Linked DNA regions of Homo sapiens: regions 2 and 3 are each linked to region 1. A link is a contact called in ENCODE Hi-C or POLR2A ChIA-PET data. All regions are on one chromosome and are shown on one strand. Each heading gives the region's core, a stretch centred on a gene start or an enhancer-like site at or near the end of the contact. The rest is flanking DNA. Distances are from core to core; before and after follow the strand shown. Region 1 holds the start of MRPS10 (mitochondrial ribosomal protein S10). Region 2 overlaps UBR2 (ubiquitin protein ligase E3 component n-recognin 2). Region 3 holds the start of CCND3 (cyclin D3).

Evidence for each region. A loop is a pair of places that touch in the nucleus more often than their neighbours do. ChIA-PET counts read pairs that join two places held with the same protein, here RNA polymerase II (POLR2A). Pooled maps may share reads with other maps.
Region 2: a loop to region 1 is called in a pooled map, with 2.6 times the contacts of the local background. The contact joins the enhancer-like site here to the promoter of MRPS10 in region 1. A Hi-C loop is called at or near these places in 3 of 50 pooled maps. POLR2A ChIA-PET finds 5 or more read pairs at or near these places in 2 of 52 experiments (GM12878 and K562).
Region 3: a map of mammary epithelial cell shows a loop between it and region 1 (2.5-fold over the local background). The contact joins the promoter of CCND3 here to the promoter of MRPS10 in region 1. A Hi-C loop is called at or near these places in 4 of 168 maps with a recorded cell type or tissue (GM12878, K562, mammary epithelial cell and 1 more), 3 of 37 single-sample maps with no recorded cell type and 23 of 50 pooled maps. POLR2A ChIA-PET finds 5 or more read pairs at or near these places in 3 of 52 experiments (HEK293, HEK293T and activated T-cell).

What each region holds. Positions count from the first base shown.
Region 1 is chr6:42,215,242-42,219,775 of GRCh38, reverse strand. It overlaps MRPS10 (mitochondrial ribosomal protein S10), which reads left to right and starts at 1,915. Exons shown (of 7, transcript NM_018141.4): 1 at 1,915-1,974. The coding sequence starts at 1,927. RefSeq lists enhancers at 1,748-2,027, 2,599-3,200, 3,201-3,803.
Region 2 is chr6:42,659,392-42,663,925 of GRCh38, reverse strand. It overlaps UBR2 (ubiquitin protein ligase E3 component n-recognin 2), which reads right to left. Exons shown (of 47, transcript NM_001363705.2): 30 at 4,071-4,270; 31 at 1,649-1,742; 32 at 507-668. Among named protein-coding and RNA genes, the nearest start is that of PRPH2, 61 kb to the left of the region's middle. Within about 2 kb of position 2,170, at least 3 of the 41 ENCODE cell types and tissues checked have a DNase peak (open chromatin) inside an H3K27ac peak, as active enhancers do.
Region 3 is chr6:41,939,460-41,943,993 of GRCh38, reverse strand. It overlaps CCND3 (cyclin D3), which reads left to right and starts at 2,186. Exons shown (of 5, transcript NM_001760.5): 1 at 2,186-2,542; 2 at 3,409-3,624. The coding sequence starts at 2,345. RefSeq lists a silencer at 2,038-2,487 and enhancers at 2,004-2,955, 2,998-3,127, 4,209-4,503, 4,084-4,534.

The sequences.
Region 1 (4,534 bases), core at 666-3,165:
ATAAAAAATGGTCGCAAACACCTGTAGTTTTAGATACTCCAGAGGCTGTGGTGTGAGGATCACTTAACCCCAGGAGTTTGAGGCTGCAGTGGGCTATGATCAAGCCAGTGCTCTCCAGCCTGGGCAACAGAGCGAGACACTGTCTCACACACACACACAAAAAAGACAATATAGTATTATAGAAGCAGACTTTAAGATGAGGAGAAAGTAAAAGGAAAAATAAAAATAAATTTTTAAAGATTTGCACAAATGGAATAAGTTTTTTTTTTGGAGACGGAGTCTCGCTCTGTTCCCTAGACTGGAGTGCAGTGGTACAATCTCAATCTCGGCTCACTGCACTCTCTGCCTCCCGGGTTCAAGAGATTCTCCTGCCTCAGCCTCCCAAATAGCTGGGATTACAGGTGCACACCACCATGCCTGACTTTGTATTTTTAGTAGAGACAGGGTTTTGCCATGTTGGCCAGGCTGATCTTGAACTTCTGACGTCAGGTGATCCACCCGCCTTGGCCTCCCAAAGTGCTGAGTGCTGGAATTACAGGTGTGAGCCGAGCCACTGCACCTGGCCTTTTCTTTTCTTTTCTTTTTTTTTTTTTTTTTTTAGACAGAGTCTCATTGTGTCTCCCAGGCTGGAGTGCAGTGGCACGATCTTGCCTCACTGCAACCTCCACTTCCCGGGTTCAAGCAATTCTCGTGCCTCAGCCTCCTGAGTAGCTGGGACTACAGGCACACAACGATGACACCCCACTAATTTTTTGTATTTTTAGTAGAGATGGGGTTTCACCATGTTGGCCAGGCTGGTCTCGAACTCCTGACCTCAGGTGATCCGCCCACCTCAGCCTCCCAAAGTGCTGGGATTACAGGCGTGAGCCACCGCACCCAGCCTGAAGAAGTTTTTATTATAGCAAATCCCAGTTATACATCTTTTTACTTGGAAAAAATTATGGTGGACATTAATAATTAGACAAAACACTTTGGCTTGTTGTAAGTGAAGCTAGCCATTGTAAATTCCTAAATACTAGAGTAACATAAGGAAATGAATAATTTAGAAAGATCAGTAGGACAGCGGTATACAAAATGGTTGGAGCACAGGAATTCCAATTGGTGTGGGGAAGGAAGAAAGGATTAAGAACCATAATTAGAAAGCCGCTGCAATAAGGTAACTGAGTGGCAACTGGACCCAATGGTAGTGGCCGACTTTTCTTTTTCTTGTTAAATATAGATTTTGTTAAAATTTTGAAAAATGCAAAAAAAATTGAAAAATGCAAAAATAGGAAAATAAATCACCCATTATTCCAGTACTGAAGTAAATGGTGTCAATACACTAGTTTCAGTCCGGGCTTTGTGGTTCATGCCTGTAATCTCAGTCCTTTGGGAGGCCAAGGCCAGAGGATCACTTGAGGACAGGAATTCAAGACCAGCCCACAAAATAACGAGAGCAATATAATGAGACCCTGTCTCTACAAGAAAATTAAAAAAAAAAACAAAAAATTAGTCGGCTGTGGTGGCACGCACTTGTAGTCCAGCTACTTGGGAGGCTGAGGCAGGAGGATCACTTGAGGCAGGAGTTTGAGGCTGCAGTGAGCTATGACTGTGCCACTGCACTCCAGCCTGGGCAGCCGAGTGAGACTCAGTCTCTAAAAGGAAAAAATAAGTAAATAAATAAATGTGTGTGTGTGTGTGTGTGTATACACACACAACAATTTAAAGGTGAAAACATTAATAGGGCTTGGTAACTATCCAGACACTGGCCGGAGCCAAACCAGCCTGGCCAGCCAACTGTCCCGCCCCCAAAAAGCACAGGTTCATGTCTCTATGGTTGTTCCAGCGCCGGAACATGAGGATGTACTCTCTTCTTTTGCGGAACTCTATGGTCTGAGGACGCCGCTGTAACCCCGGAAGCAATCCTGAGAGGTCGGGACCGGCAAGATGGCGGCGCGGACAGCGTTCGGTGCTGTGTGCCGGCGCCTCTGGCAGGTACTGGATTGGCTAGGGAGACTAGGAGGGCTGACCGGGATAGTTGCTTTTAAGTTTCCCTGCCACCAGCCGCTCTGCCCATCAGGATTTTTCCTGATATTTATCCCTCACCTCGCGCCGTTTACAGGAAAGTGACGAGAAAGGGGCTAGTTTTATCAGAATTCTCTCATGGAATTAAATATAAGTTAGTGAGTCCAGGCAAAGATAGGAACAAGAATAATCGTAGAATGTCAGAGCTGGAAAAGATTTTGTACTTCGTATGTTCCAAAACCCCTCCTTTCACGCTTGCAAAATAAACTGAGGCTCAGAGAAGACAGGAAATTTGCCTCGCGAAAATTAGAGGCTGAGCTGGTGCAAGATATCAGACTCTTCCCATGGAACTAAATTGAGATGCTTTCCTGGCATCCAAATTTAGATGAAGGTCTCAAGCCAGAGAAGTGGGTTAGATATCCTCTGCGCAGTTATTTGCAGGAGGAGCAAAAACTTTTCAGCAGCGGTTCTCCTGCTTTTTGGCCTTGGGACCACTTTACACTTTCGGAGTTCAGGACTCCAGAGAGCTTTTGTTTTTGTGGGTTTTTGCTATCTATATTTAGCTTTTTGGAAAATAAAACTTAAGAATATATATTGATTTAAAAGTAACACTAACTCATTACATGTTACAACTAATACTTTATGAAAAATATATTTTCTGAACAAACTGAGTAAGGAGCAGCAATGTTTTACATTTTTGCAGCTCTCTTTAATTTCTGGCTTAATAAAAGCTAGATTCAAATCTGCTTCTGTATTTAATCTTTTCCTATATCACACCTCAGGCTGTCACGGGAAAACTTCACTGTACACTGGTAAGAGAATGAGTGGAAAAGTTGTAAATGACGTTTTGGTTTTATGAAAATAGTTTTGATTTCCCGGATCCCCTGAAAGTGTCTCAGACCCCACAGACGTCCTCAGACTACACTTTGAGACCACCGTTTTTGTTTTTGTTTTTGTTTGGAGACGGAGTTTCGCTCTTGTCGCCCAAGCTGGAGCGCAATGGCACGATCTCGGCTCACTACAGCCTCCACCTCCCGGGTTCAAGTGATTCTCCTACCTCAGCCTCCCGAGCAGCTGGAATTACAGTCATGCGTCACCATGCCCAGCTAGTATTTGTATGTTTAGCAGAGACGGGGTTTCACCATGTCGGTCAGGCTGGTCTCGAACTCCTGACCTCAAGTGATCCGGCAGCCTCGGCCTCCCAAAGTGCTGGGATTACAGCCTTGAGCCACCGCACCCGGCCTGAAAACCACTGTTCTTGAGAAAAGTCAGATGGTATTAGAGATTGAAATTTTTGAACTGCTTTATTAAGACAAATTTACCCAGACAGCCCTCCCTTCCAAACCACCACTCCCCCAACACACACACACACACACACACACACACTCTCTCTCTCTCTCTCTCTCTCTCTCAAGAAATACAAAGAAAAAATGCAATTTAAAAACTTCTTGGCCGGGCACGGTGGCTCACGCCTGTAATCCCTACACTTTGGGAGGCCGAGGTGGGCGGATCACGAGATCAGGAGATCAAGACCATCCTGGCTAACATGGCAAAACTCCGTCTCTACTAAAAATACAAAAATTAGCTGAGTGTGGCGGTGGGCCCCTGTAATCCCACCTACTCAGGAGGCTAAGGCAGGAGACTTGCTTGAACCCAGGAGGCGGAGGTTTCAGTGAGCTGAGAATGCTCCACTGTACTCCAGCCTGGGCGACAGAGCAAGACTCTCTCAAAAAAAAAAAAAAAAAGAAAAGAAAAAAAAAAGAAAAGAAAAAGCAGAGGTTTATAGTGGGAGAATGTGACTGAGAAGTGTAATATTCTTGCTCCTCTTGCACAACTCGATTGTGGGGTCACTGGTGTAATTGTTGGGAGGGAATTTTCTATGCAATTTTGTCTGAAGAATGGCACATACCTCTTACCACTTTGTGTTGTACCTGATTTCCTTTTTCCTTTTCCCCTTTGGTGCAAAGAAGATTATAGAGTTATGATTTGTCTCTATCTTGGGTAAGGAGAGGAAGGACAATAAGCTAAGAATAGGCTTTTAAAACGTGGCTAGGTGGTGGTTCACTCCTGAAATCCCAGCACTTTGGGACACTGAGGCTGGAGGATCGCTTGAGCCCACGAGTTCAAGACCAGCCTGGGAAATATGGTGAAACCCCATCTCTACAAAAGTACAAAATATTAGCTGGGCCTGGTGGCCCGTGCCTGTAGTCCCAGCTATCTGGGAGACTGGGGTGGGAGGACCACCTGAACCTGGGAGGTCCAGGCCATGATCATGCAACTGCACTCCAGCCTGGATAACAGAGTGAGACCTTGTCTCAAAAAAACCCTGAAAAAACAAACAAAAACGTACTTAGGTGACAATCATTTGTATTAATGAAACTTCACTTATGCTAAACTTCTTTTTTTTTTTTTGAGAGGGAGTCTCGCTCTGTCACCCAGCCTGGACCTCCGCCTCCCGGGTTCAAGCGATTCTCCTGCCTCAGCCTCCCAAGTAACTAGGATCACAACCGCACCGCCACCATGCCTGGCT
Region 2 (4,534 bases), core at 921-3,420, 440 kb before region 1:
TGGCCTCTCAAAGTGCTAGGATTATAGATGTGAGCCACAACGCCCAGCTGAGATTTTTCCATTTAAAATATACCAACAGATTTTCACTTTTTTGCCTGGTTCTTAAAACTATGAATGGCCAGTACAGCAAAAAGTTTTATTCGATTTTTAGACTGTCCTATAAAGTCAGTTTGAGTTGTTCCATCTCCCTCTACCAGTTTACTGAGCATCTCTTGAAAAGTGTATGGAAGATATTAAAAGTAGGGTCCCTAGAAATAAACCAGATACTTGGTTTTCATAAATACATAGGAATTTAATAGCTTAGAAACTGTTAAATTTTCACCTGTTCCTCTCTAAAAACTAAAATCACATTCCACAGGTCTGCTAGAAGAAAATGATTAGAGTTTGGAAAGTATCTGGAAAACACTATGCAATTGCCTAGACTAAGTTTTCCTCCTTGATTTATTATTTCATTATCTTCAAAGCAAACTATTGCTTTGTAATAGTTGTCATGAGCCAAAACTTACTTGTTAAAAATATTTCTTGGAGGAAGCAGCAGAGGAATAACAGTATTACTCAAGCATTCACAAAGGGGGCAAAGGAATTCTCCGTTTTCTACATCATAGCTCGTATGTAAGCGTAATCTCTGTTGCCTTCGCTGTTCTTTAGCTTGAACGGAATCAAAATACCTTTACAATTAGAGAACATGAGGTATCAAAACAATGGTAATTTACATAAATGACAGCCATAAGCTTCAACATTTAAAATAATTTGTTTCCACAAATAGTTCAAAAATGAAAATCTTAAACTAAATTATTTTTAACATGATTTTTGAGTGATTTTAAAAATCCAAATGGATTAAAAGTTCTAAAAGAGTAAAATAAAAAAAAAGACTGCCATGTAAAAAAGCATTCACAAAGCAGCAACAAAAATTTCTTGGTGTCATTGTTCTCTTGCCACTTCCCCAAGGCTGGTGGCTATTTGTTTTTTTTTTGTTGTTGTTGTTGTTTTTGAGATGGAGTCTTGCTCTGTCGCCCAGGCTGGAGTGCAGTTGCACAATCTTGGTTCACTGCAACCTCCACCTCCCACATTCAAGCAATTCTCCTGTCTCAGCCTCCCAAGTAGCTGGGACTACAATGTGGTGGCTAGTTGTTAGGGGTAGTTCATGATAACTGGGTGAGCATAGTTCTAGAATAATAGTATTATTGATTTGTTGGTTTTGTAGAAGCATAGGAAACACCAAGGTAGAACAAATTCAGGACATCTCATCACAGGGAGCCATTACAATTTTGGGAAGTAACAAAGCAAGTACTAACATCTATGGAATCAAAAGTTGTCCACCCTGGACCCAAAGAAAGACAACATTACCCTTCTAGAGTTTATCCTACTGTAAAAACCCTTTTCTTCATCCACAGACTGATACAGATCCACTTCCTTCTTTGGAAGATATAGAAGAGACTTGGATATAAAGCTAAATTAAAAAACATATCTGACATACACTTTACATCTATGACAAGGCAAATAACTTTTGTTATTTATTAGGCAATGATACGGATTTTTTCAACATTTTTAGTTCTTTTCCTTTTTTCTAGAATGAAATTTCCTCTATTTAAAAAATATTGAGCCCTTAGATAAACTTCTCTTGACAAATATTAAGAATATACATTACCTTTGCCAACAATGGGCATGCATAATGTGCCCACAGCTACTAGTGTGTGTTCCACAAGACAGATCAGGGTGCATGAATAATGGATCATATTTTTCTGCATTACAAAACAAAACAAAACAAAACAAAAGTGAAGCATTTAATTTTCCTATAACAAATGTGTAACTTTAAATTGTAAAATCCTTGATAAAGACTTGAAATTTGAAATGAAATGCTAGTTTATTCCTCTGAGATACCAATTTATGCAACACCTTGGATTATTTAGAAAGTAGGACTCTCTAATTTTCACCACCCACAGCAAATTAATTAAACATTCTCAAATTGTTAAACTGAAATTAGAACTATGAATTTAAATATATCCAATCTTTTGAACATTTCACACTTTCAGGGTGCTGAGATATTCCAATTCCTCCCATTGTACCCTGAGCTCCAGGTAAAAGAGCTACTCTCTTCATGGGGCTGCCTTATGTGCGTTCAGGGCAGCTGGGTTAAAATGATCGCTAATAAAAAATGTTTTGGCAGTAACGGGGCGCCCCCTAGAGGACAGACTGCCTAACAACACTCATACAGCGAATAATCACATCAGAGCCAAAGTGACAACAAAAAATCTAAGCACAGACCAGATCAGATGGGGGGAAAAAAGGTAATTCAGAGTCTTCTGTCCTGGTGCTAATTTTTATATTCAAAGGGGATGAAAAATCATGAAAAACAAGATGGATGTCTGGCTTCTTTTGGAATTTTTGAATTCTTTATATAAATTAGTATAATCTTCGAAATTTCCTAACACTCTAGAAAGAACTACTTTTAATTTGCTTTAATAGTTTTAATTTGCTTTAACACTAGAACAGTGCAAATGTCAAAGCATTAAGAAAATCCACTTATAGCCAGCTAATGCTTTTTCTTCAGAAGTAATAAGTTAAATAAAATTAGCAACTTTGTCTTTGGCCTGGAATGAAATTTATAAAGCACCTAGTTTAAATATCTTTTTTTTTTTTAAGACAGTCTCGCTTTGTCGCCCAGATTGGAGTGCAGTGGCGCGATCTCGACTCACTGCAAGCTCTGCTTCCTGGGTTCACGCCATTCTCCTGCCTCAGCCTCCCGAGTAGCAGGTAACTGCCACCACGCCTGGCTAATTTTTTTTTGTATTTTTTAGTAGAGATGGGGTTTCACTGTGTTAGCCAGGATGGTCTTGATCTCCTGACCTTGTGATCTGCCTGCCTTGGCCTCCCAGAGTGCTGGGATTACAGACATGAGCCACTGCGCCTGGCCTTTTTTTTTTTTTTTAAAAACAAACAAACAAACAAACAAAAAAACCACACAGGGTCTCGCTCCGTTGCCCAGGCTGGAGGGCAGTGGTGCAATCTCGGCTCACTGCAACCTCTGCCTCCCAGGTTCAAGCAATTCTCATGCCTCAGCCTCTTGAGTAGCTGGGACTACAGGCGCGTGCCACCAAATTTGGCTAGTTTTTTTTTTGTACTATTAGTAGAGATGGGGTTTCGCCATGTTGGCCAGGCTGGTCTTGAACTCCTGACCTCAGGTGATCCACCTGCCTCGGCCTCCCAAAGTGCTGGGATTACAGGCATGAGCCACCATACCCAGCCTAAATGACCATTTTTAAAGATGAAGCAGACCAACCTTTCATAAGTAGGATGCAAAGACTTTCTTTACAGAGAGAAGGCAACTCTAAAAGTGGGCTCTCAAACCTCCTTTCACGCTGCAGTGTGAAAGGCACTGGTTAAAGCAGTGCTCTGGGAATTCCCAAGACACAGTTCCTACTCTCAAGAAGTTTACTGGGTATCGCTGAAGCACACGCACACAGAGCACAACCTACAAGCAGAGAAATAAATGTGTCTGTGGTGGACAAAATCATGTGCGGACTGGATCTCCCTGCTTTACTCCCTCAGTTGCTGAAAGAGGGCCCTCAACTGTCCTGCACGGTAATCTGTATCCCAAGAATCTGCTTTCTGGGGAACCCGATCTGTGGTGGTATTACTATTCTAAAACAATTTGGCTCAAGGATTGCCTCTTACATAGGTAACTCTCCATCACTGTTCTCAGGAGATTCCACTCAGGCTCTATCAATAAGACAAAACAATTATTATTTCAGTGTGTCAACAAATGACCAGGACTTTGCAAGTGTACTGAAGGATGGAAAAGACTGTGAAATGCCAAAGTATGTAATGTTACATCACAAAGAAAAGCTTTTCTTTGAATCCCTGCTATTTATCAGCTATGTGATTCAGGTGCAACTTTCTGGAGTGGTTCCACATCTGCCAAGTGGGGAATTCCTGCCTAAGTTACCTGCCAAAGATACCATCCAAGTCCATGGAGTTATTTTTAGGTTTAAAAAATCTCAACGTATCACCAACCACATTAACTGGCAGTTGTTATTAAAAGGGAAGATGAGGATCTAGCTATGACTTACCTGGATCTTGAATAAATTTACTTCTGTTTTTTGATAATACAGTTGATCTCTGAACAAATGCTGCCAAGACCATTGCCCTGCTTTCCACTTTAACTTCTTGCTCCTCTTGACACAATATACATGTAACGAATTGTCTTTGTTCAGGAACCTGAGTTTGTGCGGGGCCCAGTGCTGTAAGTGTCATATCTGAAGCCACAGGGCTGCAATACAAAGGTTATGAATATAATTAATGATCCCAAAACTTTCTATATAATCACAAAATAGCAGACTACAGGTATGTGTGTGTGTGTGTAGTGTGTGTGTGTGTGTGTGTGTGTGTGTGTGTGTGTGTGTGTATATATATTTATTTATTTTTTGAGACAGAGTCTTGCTCTGTCACCCAGGCTGGGGTGAGTGGCACAATCTTGGCTCACTGCAACCTCCGCCTCGCAGGTTCAAGCAATTCTCCTGACTCAGCCTCCTGA
Region 3 (4,534 bases), core at 937-3,436, 280 kb after region 1:
AAGAATTTTTATAACCAAAGTTAAAAAACCAAACAAAAAATATGAAAAGGGTTAATATCTTTGAGAGGTGATGAGAACTTATAAGTCAATAAGAGAAAACAAACATCCCTATAAATGAATAAGCTAAGGACATGAATGGGTAATGTACATAAGAAATGTAAATGTCTAGTAATATGCCAAAATAGATTTATTATTACTAATAAGCCACTTTCACTCTCTAGTTGGCAGAGTTGTTTTGAAAAATAGATATGTAATGATGGTGGAAAAGATTGGTTTAACTATTCAGCAGGAAAATTTGGCAATTAGAAGTGTATCAAAAGCCTTAGAATGTTTCATAACCTTAGATTGGGAAATTCCACTTCTAGAAATTAATTCACTTCTAGAAATAATCATGAGTGTGCACAAAGATATTACCACAAAAATATTTTACAGTATTATGTCTAATAGAGAAGAACTAGAAATAATTTAAATTTCCACCAATACAGGTTTGCCAAAATACATTTTGTACATTCACCTAATGGTATATTATGTCCCTATTACAAATTATGTCCTAGAATATTTAATAGCATGGAAAAGTGTTAACAGTATTTTTTTAATGAAAAAAGCTTACAAAACAGTTTGTGATGATTCCATTTAAAATGTGTGTTTATTCATAGAACAAAGATTAGAAAAATAAACATTGATATATTAAAGGGTTATTTCATGGCAAATTGCAAATGATTATTTCCTTTTTTTGTGGCTTATTTGTATTTTTGAAGTTTTCTACAATGTAAAAGAATATTTTATGATATGAAAACTACAATACAATTTATAATATAAGAAAGAATAATTCGGCCGGGAACGGTGGCTCACGCCTGTAATCCCAGCACTTTTGGAGGCCGAGACCGGCGGATCACGAGGTCAGGGGTTCAAGACTAGCCTGGCCAACATAGTGAAACCCCATCTCTACGAAAAATACAAAAATTAGTCAGGCATGGTGGTGCGTGCCTGTAGTCCCAGCTACTCGGGAATTGCTTGAACCCGGGAGGTGGAGGTTGCAGTGAGCCCAGATCGCACCACTGCACTCCAGCTTGAGCAACAGAGTGAGACTTCGTCTCAAAAAAAAAAAAAAAAAAAAAAAAGAATAATTAACAGAAAATGGTTAGACACTTCCTTAGTGTCTCCTAAGTCAGGAGGACCCCAGTAGGGCAGGGATCCTCATGGCCTCCTCCCATTTGGAGCATTATTGGAGGTCTTTTTCGGCCTCTTCGTCAAGTGGAATCTAGCTTCCGGTAAAACTACAAAGTAACCAAAAGTTTGGGAGGTGGAAGAAATGCAACCGGTAGATCTCACAGAGTCTGTGCAAGAAACTGATTCAATGAGAATCTAGTTTCTCCGTCCACAGTTTCTCCAAACAGAAACTAAGGCCGACTTTAGGGGCTTGTCCAAACCTAGGCAAGCAACTTAACAAGGTGAGGCCATGACTCCATGGCCTTTCCGTTCTGTTATATGCTGACTTAGACTAAAGCTCTCATACTTTAAAGTGCACAGAAATCTAGTTAAAATGCAGATTCTGATTCAGGTTAGGGGTGGGCCTGAGAGTCTGCATTTCTAACCAGCTCCCAGGCGATGACCACGCACGGGACAGGTCTGGGATCACAGTTTAACTAGCAATGGTGTAGAACACAGAATCTGCAGCAAGAAGGCCAGCTTCCCAATCCTAGCTCTGCCACGGACCAACTGAATGACAGTTGCCTCGGTTTCCGAGTTTTCGTGAAGATGTAGTGAGTCATTACATCGTGAGGCTTTCGAGCAGCGTTCACTAAGAACTAGCTCTGACATTATTTATCGCATTCCTTAGAGCAAGCAGCCGGTGAAGTAGGGTTTGACGAATGAATAAGTGAATGAATGACCTTTGGAGAAAAATTGTTTCCTGGGTGACTAGAGTCCGAGAAGCAAAATGGGAGGGCCCGTGGGTGGGTAGGAGGCCCACCTCCTAGAAAGTTCTCTGCACCCGGTGGTCCAGAGGGCCTGGAGTGCCCGGAAGCCGGCCGGCTTGCGCTCAGCGGCCCAATGGGGCCGCGGGAGGGAGGGGAGAGCGCTCAGCCAACCCTTTCCGTCCGGGGCGCCGCAGCCCCGCCCCTCGGAGCGTTGCGACGTCCGAGCATTCCACGGTTGCTACATCGTCGCGAGGGGCGGGGCGCCTGTCAGGGAAGCGGCGCGCGCGCGCGGGCGGCGGGCGGGCTGGGGATCCGCCGCGCAGTGCCAGCGCCAGCGCCAGACCCGCGCCCCGCGCTCTCCGGCCCGTCGCCTGCCTTGGGACTCGCGAGCCCGCACTCCCGCCCTGCCTGTTCGCTGCCCGAGTATGGAGCTGCTGTGTTGCGAAGGCACCCGGCACGCGCCCCGGGCCGGGCCGGACCCGCGGCTGCTGGGGGACCAGCGTGTCCTGCAGAGCCTGCTCCGCCTGGAGGAGCGCTACGTACCCCGCGCCTCCTACTTCCAGTGCGTGCAGCGGGAGATCAAGCCGCACATGCGGAAGATGCTGGCTTACTGGATGCTGGAGGTACCGCCCGGACGCGTCCCCCTCCCCCACCGCTCCCGGGTCTGGACACACCGGGGCCGCCCTGTCGGGACATCCCGGTCCCCACAGCAATCTGCAGGATGCTCCGAGGCTAAGACTCCCGGGGCCTGGCCTTTCACTAGGGCACCCACGCCAGCTGCCTCCCTTGCTTTCCCGAGCCCTAATCGGCTCCTCCCGACAGTGACTGCCAGTCACTTGGCACCCTAACTGTGCCTCTCTTCGGGCCGAGCAAACGGGACCAAGGACACTCTCTCCCCTTCGGCTTCTCACAGCGTCTCCCGCTTCCCTCCGCCTCCCGGCCTTCTCCGGAGAGCGCGCCTGGAAAACCCTGGGCTCGGCCGCCCCCGCCCGGGAGCCGGTTCCTGTGTCTTTCGCGGGGTTCTGGCGGGGAAGGCGATGGGGGTGGCGCGCGCCCTGTTCCGGCCGACAGGGAAATGAAAAGTGCAGGAGGCAGCGGCAGGAGCCTCCTCCCTTCCCCTCGGGTGTGTGCAGTGGTGGCGGTGATGGGGGTGAGGTCCCAGCTCTCTGGCTACCATGGGTGACCCTTGCGTCCCACTTCCCCTCGCTGTGGGGGAGGGGAGTCTCCGTTTGGAATCCTCCGTGAGCAAGGGCTCCTTGGCTTTACCACTCCCCCGTCAAGGGGAGAGGGGAGGAGGCCGCGCAGAGGAAGTGGGGGGCGTCACCTTGGGGAGGGCGCATCCTCCTCCTTTATTGGTCCTTGTCTCTCTAAGTAGCTTACCCTCTCTGCCGTTTTTGCTCCCTATCCCACCTCACTTCAGCGCTCCCACCCCCCCGCTGCTGTGTTCCCCACGCTCCAGACCCAGCAGTGACTGTGCGCCCTCCCCCAGGTATGTGAGGAGCAGCGCTGTGAGGAGGAAGTCTTCCCCCTGGCCATGAACTACCTGGATCGCTACCTGTCTTGCGTCCCCACCCGAAAGGCGCAGTTGCAGCTCCTGGGTGCGGTCTGCATGCTGCTGGCCTCCAAGCTGCGCGAGACCACGCCCCTGACCATCGAAAAACTGTGCATCTACACCGACCACGCTGTCTCTCCCCGCCAGTTGCGGGTGCGTGTGTAACTCCCCCCACCCCCGACACGTATTGTCTCCCCACTTTCCAGGAAAAGGAAAGCTTGAGATATCAGAGGCTTTCTGCCCCCTGGAGAGGAAGCAAGGGGATCAGGACCTTTGGGAAAGGAATTGGGGTGGAACAAACGATGGGGCATTGTGGTGTGATGGTTAGTATCACTCCCGCCCAGGCTTGAGCTGCAGGCAGGCATTAAACCCCCTCCTCCTGACCTCCAGGGGATGCCACTCCTTCCTGGTCTTTCCCCCAGATAGCAACAAGTCAAATTGCATGTCTACACTCACTAGTACTTTGCCTCTGGGTTTACGCAGCCACCATGAGTTATTTATTGGCAGCAGAAGGGCATGCCTGCACACCCCCACTGGAGTAGGGGAGTGGAATGTGCTTCATGTGGGGGAGGGGGTTTTGCCTTGGTTGAGTCTTTATCCTCATGTGGACTTTGTGATAGAAAAGCCTCCCAGAGCCAATTAAAGCCAGGCCCTGATTGCTTTAAGGAAGGGCTGATGTATTTCATCCCACCTTCTTTGCTTCCTCTTATATCCCGGAAGAAACAGCTTCTTCCTAATCCTTCCTCGTCCTCATTCTGAGGAACTGGAGCAGCTGCTTTGGGCCTGGTGGAAACAGCTCCCTCTTCCCCCCTTAGCCCAAGGCCCAAGCTGAGGGACAGACAGGGAGGTGAGCTGCATCTGCTTCCGATGTGATAATGGTGCCCCCTCCCCTGGCCCGCCCTCTCTGACCAAGGTCTTTCATAACCCTGTGGGGAGCTGCTGTCACTCCTGTGGTTTGGGAAGTGGCTCCCTGGGCCTCTTGCTGGAAACTTGGGCTGGGCTCAGGCCGGGCAGGAAAGTCACCGGTTCTGTCCCGCCTCAGAAGGAGCCTGGGGAGGAGGCG